Regions from separate parts of the Mus musculus genome. Here region 2 is linked to region 1. Evidence: chromatin contacts called from ENCODE Hi-C or POLR2A ChIA-PET data. All regions are on one chromosome and are shown on one strand. Each heading gives the region's core, a stretch centred on a gene start or an enhancer-like site at or near the end of the contact. The rest is flanking DNA. Distances are from core to core; before and after follow the strand shown.

Region 1 (5,676 bases), core at 1,941-4,440:
AGGCTTGTTTATATAGCTCCAGCTCCCCCTTTTTGCTGTCTGGCCCTATTATGCTTGGGTGAGGCCCAAGCAGGCTCCATAGCTCCTCCCAGAGACCAAGGGAATGGGGGTTGTGACCTACCTGTCTGCTGGGCTGAGGATAATTTATGGCCTAAGCAGGCTACTTTAGGGCACTGTTAATGATAACATCGGGCCTTGGGATAGATCTGGCTAGTCCCAGACAAGCAAATTGAACATAGGGTGGTCTTCCAGAGATGGGTTCCAGGCTTCAGGTTCCCTGAGTGCTGCAACTTAAAACACACACACACACACACACACACACACACACACACACACACACGCACGCACGGTGTGATCTGACTTCAGCCACTGGTCACCAAGGTAGCAGACCTGACTGTACCCCTTCCCACACCATCTGGCAAGGTTGGTGTTCTGACTTCAAGGACCCTAGACACAGAGGAGCTCTGGGGAGCTCTGAGAAAAGGACAGGGCAAGCTGGCATAGCTATTTTGAGATCGTGAATTCGGCCAAGGCCTTTCTGGACAAAGCTGTCTTCGATCTTGGGAACATAAGCTGCAGTGGCCCTAACTCCTGGGCTGTTGCTCTAACCAGTGAGGGGAAGGGGGGGGGAGAGATATGGGAGCGAGAGATGTCTCCATGTATCACTGGAACAGGATAACGACAAATTGGGAATGGAGCAAGGATTGGGTAAGAACTCCGCCATACCCTCATGACATCTATGTGCCTGGGAGACTTACCCACGACTGCTAACACTCTCTCATGCTCTTAGCCTGTCTAGACTTGAAGGGGTAGAGGGCCTTAGAGTGCTTCTCCCCTTAGGCCCTCACTGTCTCTCCAGCCTTGGGCAAACTGGGGCAGTACCTGCTCCCATTCTTGGAGGCTAAGGAGTGGTAGACTTCCTTTTATTCTTCCTACTTGGCTAGATCTTTTGTTCCCTTGTGGTAGGCAACTTGTGTCCTGATCATGCCCCTCCTTTCTGCCCCTCCAAGGCCTGACTCCTCCAGAGCCAGCCTTAACTCTCCGTGTTCTCCCTTACGGCACACACTATGGAGGGTAGAGAGGGACACGAAGTCCCAAAGGCAGGGCAAGCTCAAAGAGCCTTTTCTAGCCCATGTTGTGAGGAGAAGGGACAGAGACTGGGGACCAATGGGACTTACATGGTGGCGTTACAGGAACGATGCCTACATCTAAGTTCAGACCTCATGGGTGATTTAGGAGATAAGGCTCAACCTCTCTGGCTTCATCCCCTCACTGTAAAAAGAGGGCTCACGACATAGCAACTGGCAGGATCTCAGCCACTGAGGATGCTTGGAGCAGAAGGGTCCAATACTACGAAAGGAGCTTCGGGCTGCATGTGTGCGTGCAGTAGTGAGCACGAAACTGTATGAGAGTACAAGTGAGTATGTTATAAGTTGGCATCTATTGGAAGACTAGAGGAATCAACCATGTCTACTCTAAGAAGCCAGAAACCCTACATCAAGGGAGACAGTCATCAGAGCCCCCCCAACCCCCGCCCCTGGAGGTGACATGTTTTCTCCTTATTCAACTTGATTATCCGTCTGCTTAACAGCCCCCATGCCTCTCCACTTAACCAGAAAACACAATTTATGGGCCTGGGGCATCAGACCTGTCATTTGATGAGAGGATGCAGTCCAGCCAGGCTGGAGCAGAGCTGTGTGCCCAGCCTGCCAGGCACCCGCCCAGACACTTAGTGCCTTGTTTACCCTGGCCCGGGTGGCTGGCACAGGTGGACCTCTCCAGGGAGTAGTCTGGCAACTCTTGTCAACAGACCCACCTGGAAGCCAAGGAGGAGACCAGGACGGCAACTCTGCCGAGGCAGGAGGGCAGATGGTGCTGTATCCAGCTGCAGCACACCAGCATTGCAGCGTGTAGTGTGCCAGCCTCAGGCTTGGGGTCTCCAGCTACCTGACTGGACCGCTCCGCCTGCTGGGCGCTATGAAAGATGCCATAGTTCCAGGAGGCTGGGTGCTGCTTGGCAGATGGGAACCTAGGTCTTTGGAGCCCTCTCTATAGCACCTGGGTTCCTCTGCCTCTCACACCCTAGGGGAGGAGTCCAACTTCAATGCCTGGAAGTACAGTGACTTGGCTTAAACACACGTGTCGCAACCCTCTGCCCACTGAAGCCAGTGACCACTGTCTTCCTATGTCAACTTCACCAAATGGACCAAGATTCTGCTCCTCTTCCCTGACACGCACAATCTAAGCAGCACAAAGGTTCACAAACCCCAGCAGACATAAGGTACTCATTCAATGTGGCTCTTCCCCTGCAACCACGAAGCCCTTCATACCCACATACTTAGACCCCAATATCTATTCTTTTGTCGTGCTCCTCCCCCCCCCCGCCCCCCTCCCCGCCCCATACAGTGCTACAGTTCTGAAGCAGGCCCAAGGGAGGCCAGCATTTTTTACCCTGGGCTTCTCCCAACCCCTTCCTTCTCACTCCTCCCTTCCACCTCCCCTATTGCCACGCCCCTTCTCCTTCTCTGACCCTTGGCGGTGATGTGTCCAAAGGCTTTTTCTCATTTCATCTCTGAGCATGTAGTAGGGTGTGCTAGGCTGCACATTGTGGGGGGGGGTGAGGCAGGGAGGGGGGTTGCTCTAGAGGACAGGGAACAGCAGCTGAAAGCGACTTTGGGCCTCACACCCCCACCTCGACTGCCCACCCCATCCAGCGTGAGTCATCCCACATCTGGAGTTGACCCATTTGGAGGCACTGCAGCCTACTCAGGCTGCTCACAGAGGCACCCCGGCTCCCCACTGCATCGCATCCTGTCCTCTACTGGCAATGGGGTCTTGCTTCTTACAGCCCACCCCCACCCCAACCCCTACCCCCACCCCTGCCAAGAGTGGGCTGCTCTTTCAAGCATGCAGGCACCCAGTGCCAGACTGGAGGAATGATAAGCCATCCTGCCCATAGGGACTCTCCCCAGTCGCAGTAAGAGTGTCCATGGCTTGGATAGACCGTGCAAGCAGCCTTTGGAGGAGCCCAGACCCAGGGCTGGGAGAGGCAGGAGCCTGGCGGTAAGGAGGCAGTGGTTTGGCTCAGAAGGCAGAGGCAGGCAGAGGGAGTTTATTCTGGCCCAAGGCCCCAAGCCAAACATCCTCCACTAACCTAGCAGACACTTCAAAGCCTGAAGGAAAGGGGCCCTTCGGTAAAGGAAACCTGAGGTCCTGGACGCCTGACAACCTGGCTCCCGGCACAGGACCACCCTGTCCCACTCAGTATCAGCCGGCTGGATCAGACTTGAAGCAATGATCGGGAAGGGTCATTTCTATCTACACCCCAACCCCATCGCCACCGCCCCCCTTACCCCCCCCCCCGCGCGCGCGCCTTTGGGGCTATGACAAGGACAAAGTCCTATAACTTTGGTCCCTAGAACATTTTCTTCTTAAGTTGTATGTGCCTCCCTGAGCCCCCCTCTATTCTCCAGGCAGGAAAGGTTGCTAGGAGTCACTTTGCACCCTAATATGTTGTCCTCAGTTTGGAAGAAAAGGACCATTAACTGTGAAAGAACTAATTTCCCTTCCCAGGCTACCTTGCTCTGTAAAAACCTTTTCTACATGGTCCAGGCAAGGACTGAGAGGGCAGGGGACTTACAGGCTAGAAGGAGAACCTAGCGTCAAAAAAATAAAAGCTAAAGTAGAATCAGAAGGCAAAACCTGGGCTGCGAGCCACTGGGTCTCCCTGGAGGCCCTCAGGGGCAGAGGGAGGGAGCCCAGCGGCTAGGCGCTAACACTGGAGAGGGAGGCGTTAACAGGACCACTGCTGAGAGGGGGGTTCCTGGAGCCAACTTGGAGATAAGGAGGCTGGGCTAGGGTGAGGGGCGCGGCCACGTCAGCACAGACGCTGGCTGGGTGCACACAGCACGTGCACACGTATGTACTCCGACGCACGCGCCGTCACATGTGTGCGTGCACACAACTGAAGCCAAGTCTGTCCTCAATTGGGAGCCAGATGATGTGGCTACTCTGCGAAGCCAGGATCGCAGGAAGAATGCGTTCTCCACCCACCTCTTTCCTCCTTCCTCCGCCCCTTCTCGCCCTCATTTTTATTTTATTTATTTATTTATTTTTGACTTCCTGGTTTCTTTCCTGGATGTTCCCAGGCTGTTCCCTGGTCCAAACTTAACTCACAGCCCCAGACCATTAAGAGACTCTCTCTTCAATGTGCCCAGCCCTCAGAGGGCCTGCTTTTTTTTTTTTTTTTTTTTAGCTCCCAGCTTCTTTGGGACTTGGAAATTCTTGTAAATGTAACCGCAAGCCCCAGCCACATCATGGATTGTTGTAAGACATCATACAGACAGGGTACAGTAGAAGCCTCTTTCAAGGGGTAAGAATAGAGCTGAAAAGTGAAGAATCTAGGAATCTCAAATTCCTTGTTTCTTTATGGCCCCAGGCGCCTACCTCAAGGAATAAGGGGAGCACGGAGCAGAAACCGAGGTTGTGGGAGTGGATGAAGACCCAGATGGAGGAGACTGGAGGTCTCTAGACCCTCAACCCAGTTTTAGCTCAGCTTCTGAAGCTGACATCTTGGTACTTCTGTTTCATCTGCCACCCCAGACAGCCAAAGCCCATTAGCTCAAAAGTCTCCTCTTAGCCGGGCGCGGTGGCGCACACCTTTAATCTCAACACTCGGGAGGCAGAGGCAGGCAGATTTCTGAGTTCGAGGCCAGCCTGGTCTACAAAGTGAGCTCCAGGACAGAGAAAACCAAAAAACCTGTCTCGAAAAACCAAAAAAAAAAAAAAAAAAAAAAAAAAAAAAAAAAAATGTCTCCTCTTGCCACCACCATCCACTTCCTGAACACTGCCCTCAGGTCTGGGCCCCAGAAACCTAAACTTTGGAAGTATAATAGTCCCCAAAATGTCTTTTCTGCCCCCCACCCCTGCTAAGGAAGGTGAGCATTAGTAGAGACCCCCTAACCCAGTCATTAGGGTAATAAGCTCTCTGCACGGACAGTTTCAGGCGGTTAGCCCTACCTCTCTATCTTGTTCCACAGACTGGCAGCTCTGACTTGGGGTCAACTCCAAAACTCACGTAGTCCACCCCCCACCCTGTGTCTATCATTCAGGAAGAAGGGCTAGTGGGCTTCCATAGTCAAATGAATGTTGTTGGGAAGGAGACTAAGACCCTGGCCCCACTGGCAGGACCGGGCTGGCCCCTCTACCCATCCTAGAAGGTGGGTCAGCAGTTGTTCCCCCAAACACCCTTAGAATATCTCAATTTCTGGGGTGTTACTTTACTAAGAGAAGGGTTCATAAGCTTCAACGTGCTGTTGGGGGACAAGAAGCAGAAGTAGACACCTCCAAACACATAGCAAGTAGGGTCAATCTGGAACCCCATCACTAACCAAGGGCCACTCAACAAAGACTTTGGAAACAAATTTCCCCTAGGAGAAACTCATTCCTGACCCTGGAGGCTCCAACCAGCTTCCTCTCTGACAACACAGCCTCTGTTTACTTGGAACAAAGCACCATGGGAAATGAAGACTGAAACAGATTTGGCTGGTTCCCTGCAGCCTACTGGGAACAAAGAGGACTGGGTCCACACATCTTCAAGAGAGAAGGGAGAGGCCCATAGAGACAACAGGGAGGACGCTGGAGGGTTACTTTTACAAGACCAAAGTCTAAGAGGGC
Region 2 (5,773 bases), core at 2,339-4,838, 42 kb before region 1:
AAGTAAAATATGCCTCATCCAGACCACTTAATTGGAGTGGTGGTCTCTTTTTCTGTGACCCTCAACTGATTTCTTGGGAGGCAGATTTCTAGCCTGGTCTACACAGTGAGCCTCAGGCTGTGCAGGGCTACAAAAAAAGACCCTGTCTCAAATAAAAACCAACCAACCAAAAACACACACACTACCCACCCCATACACACACACACATGCACACACACACACACACACACACACACACACACACACACACACACATCATTATGTAGCCCACCCAGATTGGCTTGTCACTCACAATCCTGCCTTTGCCTAAATGCTGGAAGGACAGGCATGTGTCATCGTGCTTGAATGAACAAATATCTGCATCTCATCTTTTTAAAACCATCTCCAGTGGGACCAAGCCTCAAGTTGGTTAGACATCAGTGGTGGGCAGAGTCCAGACACATTTGGCACATGTGTAGTTCAAATAAGAGAACAGTGTTTCAAAATGTTTGGTTCATCACCACGCTTCAGGTACAAAAAGGACTCTTTGTTCAGTGATCATTTTTGAATCATGATATGAGTTGATAAGTTGCTTTGGATGTCACAGCCTAGGGAGGGTCACTCCTCCAGGGATGAAAGAGACCACACGTAAGAGCCAATGTGTGTCTGTTTCCTGATTGTTCTTTGGTGTCTGTTAGTGTAAGCTGGTGGCTAGGGTCTCCCAAGATCCCCAGTCCCCTTCACTTCTTCTCTTCATAAAATTAGTATTCTTGATTTTAGCAGGACAGACGACAACCTAGAATTATAAAAACTACGTTTCCCTTCCGCACTTTCTGCTGGATGTGGTCACTGTGACTAGGTGGCCAGTGGGATGTCATCTATAATGTGTGGCTTTCAGGGTCTTATAGGAAGGGGGCCTGGCATTCCTCTCCAGCTCCCTCCCATTACTGCTTAGCACCATTTAGTGGTCAGCCATCGTGGAGCCTGCAGATGAAAACAGAAGCTTTGGGTAGCCAAAACACAAGATGAAAGGAGTCTGGGTCTCTGAGCAAATCAGGCAAGGAAAAAGTATTTCCCCAGTCTTGGGCTACTGTTTTCCAGATTATCAGATAAGAGAGAAACTGCTTGTCTTTTTTATTGCTCTCTTTTTATTGTTTATTGAAATGTAGCTCAGGCTGCCTTGAAACTCACTGTGTAGCTCAGGCTAGCCTGGAATCTATGATCCTCCTGCTTTTGCCTTCCGAGTGCGAGGCTTACACACATGTGCCGCCACATCTTTACTATTGCTGTTTTAATTTTTTTTTTACATTTCTATATTTTGTGTGTGTGAGCGTGTGTGTTTGTCTACTCATGTGAGGGCACAAGTGTGGAGGGCAGACAATAACCCCGTGGGTTCCTGTTAGTGAACCTGGGTGGTCTGGGTTGGCAGCATGTACCTGAGCCATCTTGACGGCCTGACACTATTATGTTTTGAACTCAGTCATGAAAGGTGCAATCTAAATCCTCCCCAGTAGGAGTTCAAGGAAATAGTGGAAACTGTAGCTGTGAGCCAGTCCCACCCCTGGAAGAGTGAGGAAATAAACCCATGACTTCATGTTTTCATAGGGCTACTCAAGATCACCACGTCCACAGTTGTGAGCGGCCTAAGCAGATAGCAGCAACATAGTCACCAGCGGAACTGCCCAGGCATTACCAATCTATTACAGATTTACTGTTGCATTTATGTTAGTGGACCGATTTTCTTTATGGTTTGCATGGGGGGGGGGGGTTGAACCCAGGGTTTCACGCATGCTCTGCTAAGTATAGCTCTAATTGAGCTATAACCCAAAGCACAGCAGAATGTCCCAAACCCAAACTGTAACGTTGCTGTTCCATAATGGGGGGCTCATATCTCCCTCCCCATTTGCAGAGTTCTGTTTCAGACCAGGAGACTGGAATCAATGACATATTATTAAGACTATTTAAAAACCACATCCAAACATTACATCAGAACTTAAAGAATTCTTTCCAGAGTCAAATTCAAGCAAAGAACAGGCTGCTGCTCTGCGTGCTGTTCTTGGGAAGCTGCAGTAGACAGCTTAGGCCTTAGTCTTTAGAAAACCTGGCATCTTCTGACCTTGGATGCTTGAGGGCTGAAGGTGGACAGTCCTCAGAGATGGATGCGGTCCAAATCCAAAGCCATCTGACAGAGCCACTAATATTTACTGCCATTTCTAATGACCTATAATTGTGGTTTGGGGTTTTCTAATTCAGTACAAATAGGAATAAGAAAAGAAAGCGACAGACAGGATTTGAAAACCCTTCTGCTTCCTTGTAACCGCTGTGTCCCTCTAGTTAATTTGGGGTAATTATCCCTCGTTGCTTTTACAACGCTGCAATTTTTTTATTATTATTATTTTGGAAATAAATGCTTCTAAAGTTGTCTAAAACTTGGTGGTCGGTGTGTGAGTTTAATGCTGGCTAGGGAATGTGAGAAACGAAGTGGTAGCCCACCGCTTTAAACCCAAGCGCTCAGGAGGCAGAGACACGCAGATCTCTTTTGAGGTTCAGGCCATCTGGGTCTTCAGAGAGTTCCAGGTCAGTCTGAGCTAAAGAGGAGAGTGGGTCCTGGGGTGGGGGTGGGGAGAAAGGAAGAAGAGAAAAAAAGCCTGAAAAGCCAGCTGGAAAAGCGTGCAAGGATCAGGACATCAAGGCCAGCCTCAGCCACCTCAGGAGTTCATGGCTGTCCCAGCTACATGCATGCTCTTCTAAAAGGTGTGAGAAAGAGCTTTCCAGCTGACTTCCTGGGCTGCATTCCACAGTGATAAGGAAATCCTGAGGACTCCTAATGGCTCTTCCAGCCTGCCTGACTCACTGTACCCAGCCACACTGTGGCAGCTGGGCCCACACTCACCCTGGCTTCTGCGAGTCTCTGGCAGCTAGTGGGAGGGGCTTACTCAAGAGGCAGAGGAGCTACAGGGCACGGCCTGTTTGACTTGAGGACCCCAGTCCAGTGTTTCTCCCTAAAGCCGGCCACCTTCTGTCTAAGGTGTTTTAAGGCTCCCTCCTCCAGCCTCTGTCCTTCACATAACAGCCTCCACAAGTTAACAATTGCATCCTCACGATCTTCACAGCCAAACCCTTCTGGTTACTGGAGTCCTTAGCTGCACTCTAGAGGTGAGGACACTGAAGTCCAGAGAAGTTAAGCCACCTGCCTTTTGCCCAGCTGCTGTTAAGGGGCAACACAGGCTCCATCCTAACGAATTTGACTCCCACCACAGCTGGGCATGAAAGGGGCTTTCTAGTTCTACGATCAAAAAAACTTCATCATGGGCACTCATCCAAGCTATGGCCTCCATATTCTGCTCCTCGGTCTCTGCGAATGCCAGACGTTATTATCTCCCTCTCCACTCCTCTCCCAGCACCGCCCCTCCCCCGCACTCCCCCATTTCTTTCCCCCTCCCGTCGTCCCCCCCCCCCCCCCCCCGCCATCCTCGACAGCCTGGTGGTCTTCCTGAGGTGTCTGGTCTCTACTCTGTGAGCTTTTGGTCCCTTGCATAGTGGTCCTGTCTCCCAAAGGGACCCAACCCCCAGCTGTCCCTCAGGTCCTGTTGCTGGAGGCAGTGCGGGTGCCACGTCCTGCAGAGCACTGGTGGCCTGCCAATGCAGCTGGCCCGCCCTCCCTGGTGGCGCAAGGCCTGCCTGGGTGTGTCCTGCCCAGCACGGACCCTGCTCCAGAGCAGCATTGCAGAGACAGTCCCTTCCCCTGTCTCCTGCTGCTGCTTCCAGTGCCACCTCAATGCTCTGCCTCCCCTAACTCTCAGGATGTTTCAGAGACTCTTCTGAGATCCCACTTCTGCCCACCTCACACCAGGTTCTCCCACAAGCAGGTCTCACTGTGCTGTTGGCTGGCTGATAATGGGGAATGAGGTGGGGGCGGGGCTGGGGAGAAGGGGAGGTTTTAGTAGAAGTAAAGGAGGAAGGGGAGATGATGCAAATACATTTTAATTAAATATATAATTAAATATTTATTTATAAATATTTTAAAATGTAAATGCTAAATTTAAAATAAAAATACATACTACTAAATATATAATAAATGGAAAATAATAACCATAGGGGGAGGGGCAGATGGTGCTGGGAGCCCTGGAGGAGCTCTTGCATCCTGTTCCTGTCTCTTCTAGCATCTTGCCTAGTGGGTTTTGAATGCTCAGAGAATACTGGAGGACTGTTTAGGCTCTGCCCTCAGGTCTCCATTTCAAATCCCAGCCTCCCTTTTCTCTGCCACGTGATCTTGGGCAAGTTTCTTTCCTTCTCTGTACCACCCTCATTTGTTCTATCTCTAAAATGGCGAGAACGATCCTTTGGTTTTATGAAAATGTAAGGGCCTTCGTAGCTAGTCCAGTGGCAGAAGTGTAGCCTCCTGTTTCCTCCTGGGACCCTTCTCCCCTGCCTGGCCCCAGTTAGCATCCTGAGCCCAAATCCTTCTCATTCCCCTTCCCTCTCCCAGGGACTCACGGGTCCCTGTGCTTCTGACTCAGGCCAAAGAGCTCTCAGATCTAAGGAGAGACTTGGGAGGTAGAGGCAGGAGGATCAGGAGTTCAAGGTCATCTTTGGCTACATGGTTAGTTTGATGGCCAGGCTGGGTCTCATGAGACTTCATCTCAAAGCAAGCAAGCAAGCAGGCAAGCAAACAAACAAACAAACAACCCAAAACAACAACAAAACCAACCAACCAAACAAACAAAACCAAGCAAACAAGGTGACCGAGAGATGGCTCTGTGCCTTTTCCATGAGCATTAAAGGCCTTGGGCAGAGAAGAGAGCAGAAAAAGGTAGAATGCCCAGAGTAGCTGGCCAGCCTGTCTGGCCAATCAGTGAGATACAGTTTCAGTAAGAGATTCTGTTTTTTTTTTTTTTAAATATATATGTATTGTGTGTATATATATATATATATATATATATATATATATATAGAGAGAGAGAGAGAGAGAGAGAGAGAGAGAGATTATGCAATGAAATGTCTGTGCACGCTGGTGTGTGAGAGTGAGCATAGACACACACACACACCCATCCACCCGTGTTCCCACATGTACACACTCTACTGTGCTATCTACACCCCATCTCAGAAATACCCCAATCAAAAGACCCTATAATGAATTCTGGGCTTTCAGGGAGGAGCCCTGTTTTCTAGTCACCTGGCAGTGTCACCAAATAGCCTGGAGACCACGGACCTCCCCAGCCTTACTTTCCACTTCTGTACAGTGGGGATGATCCCGTCCAGGGGTCGCCCTTCAGTTAAGCTGCACGGACTGGTGACCCTAAGCTTTGTAATCCTAGACAAGGAGGAGAAATTTAATGCCTGGTCATCACAGAGATGGAGGGAAGAGTGGACCAGGCCTAGGTGTCTCTGCTCAGGCTGTGCCAAGAGTGTAGCCATTGGGCTGTGGACTGGACAGCGAGCTGTTCCAGGGGAGAATTGACCAGGTATAATCTTACAACTAAACTTTGAGCAGGCACTCTGGGGTTCTGCGTGCCGTGGCCTGCCACCTGCTCTCTCCCTGTCTCCCACAGCACCTTCATAAACCTCCTCTGGGGGAGGGAGGAGCAGGAACCCACACTGGCTCCTGATGGCCAGGGGCCCTGCCAAGTCTGGCTGTGGCTATAATTCCCCTCCCTCTCATCCTCTGAACTCCAGCCCAGTGGAATTAGGCATTTCCTAATATTAGTCATGATTCCTTCTGCCACAAGTGCCAATAGCCCAGCTCAAAGTGGCTTAAGCAGAAAATTAAAGCTATTTGGCTTATTTTGCCAGA

What was found. Hi-C counts contacts between places; a loop is a spot of excess contacts on that map. ChIA-PET counts read pairs that join two places held with the same protein, here RNA polymerase II (POLR2A).
Region 2: a loop to region 1 is called in a map of heart, with 2.9 times the contacts of the local background. The contact joins two enhancer-like sites. A Hi-C loop is called at or near these places in 7 of 37 maps with a recorded cell type or tissue (CH12.LX, T-helper 1 cell, T-helper 17 cell and 2 more). POLR2A ChIA-PET finds 5 or more read pairs at or near these places in 1 of 5 experiments (Patski).

The regions. Positions count from the first base shown.
Region 1 is chr11:94,871,313-94,876,988 of GRCm38, reverse strand. It overlaps A430060F13Rik. Among named protein-coding and RNA genes, the nearest start is that of Gm11544, 25 kb to the right of the region's middle. Within about 2 kb of position 3,190, at least 3 of the 3 ENCODE cell types and tissues checked have a DNase peak (open chromatin) inside an H3K27ac peak, as active enhancers do; they include gastrocnemius and heart, where a contact is called at or near this core.
Region 2 is chr11:94,913,745-94,919,517 of GRCm38, reverse strand. No RefSeq gene overlaps it. Among named protein-coding and RNA genes, the nearest start is that of Gm46293, 18 kb to the left of the region's middle. Within about 2 kb of position 3,588, at least 2 of the 3 ENCODE cell types and tissues checked have a DNase peak (open chromatin) inside an H3K27ac peak, as active enhancers do; they include gastrocnemius and heart, where a contact is called at or near this core.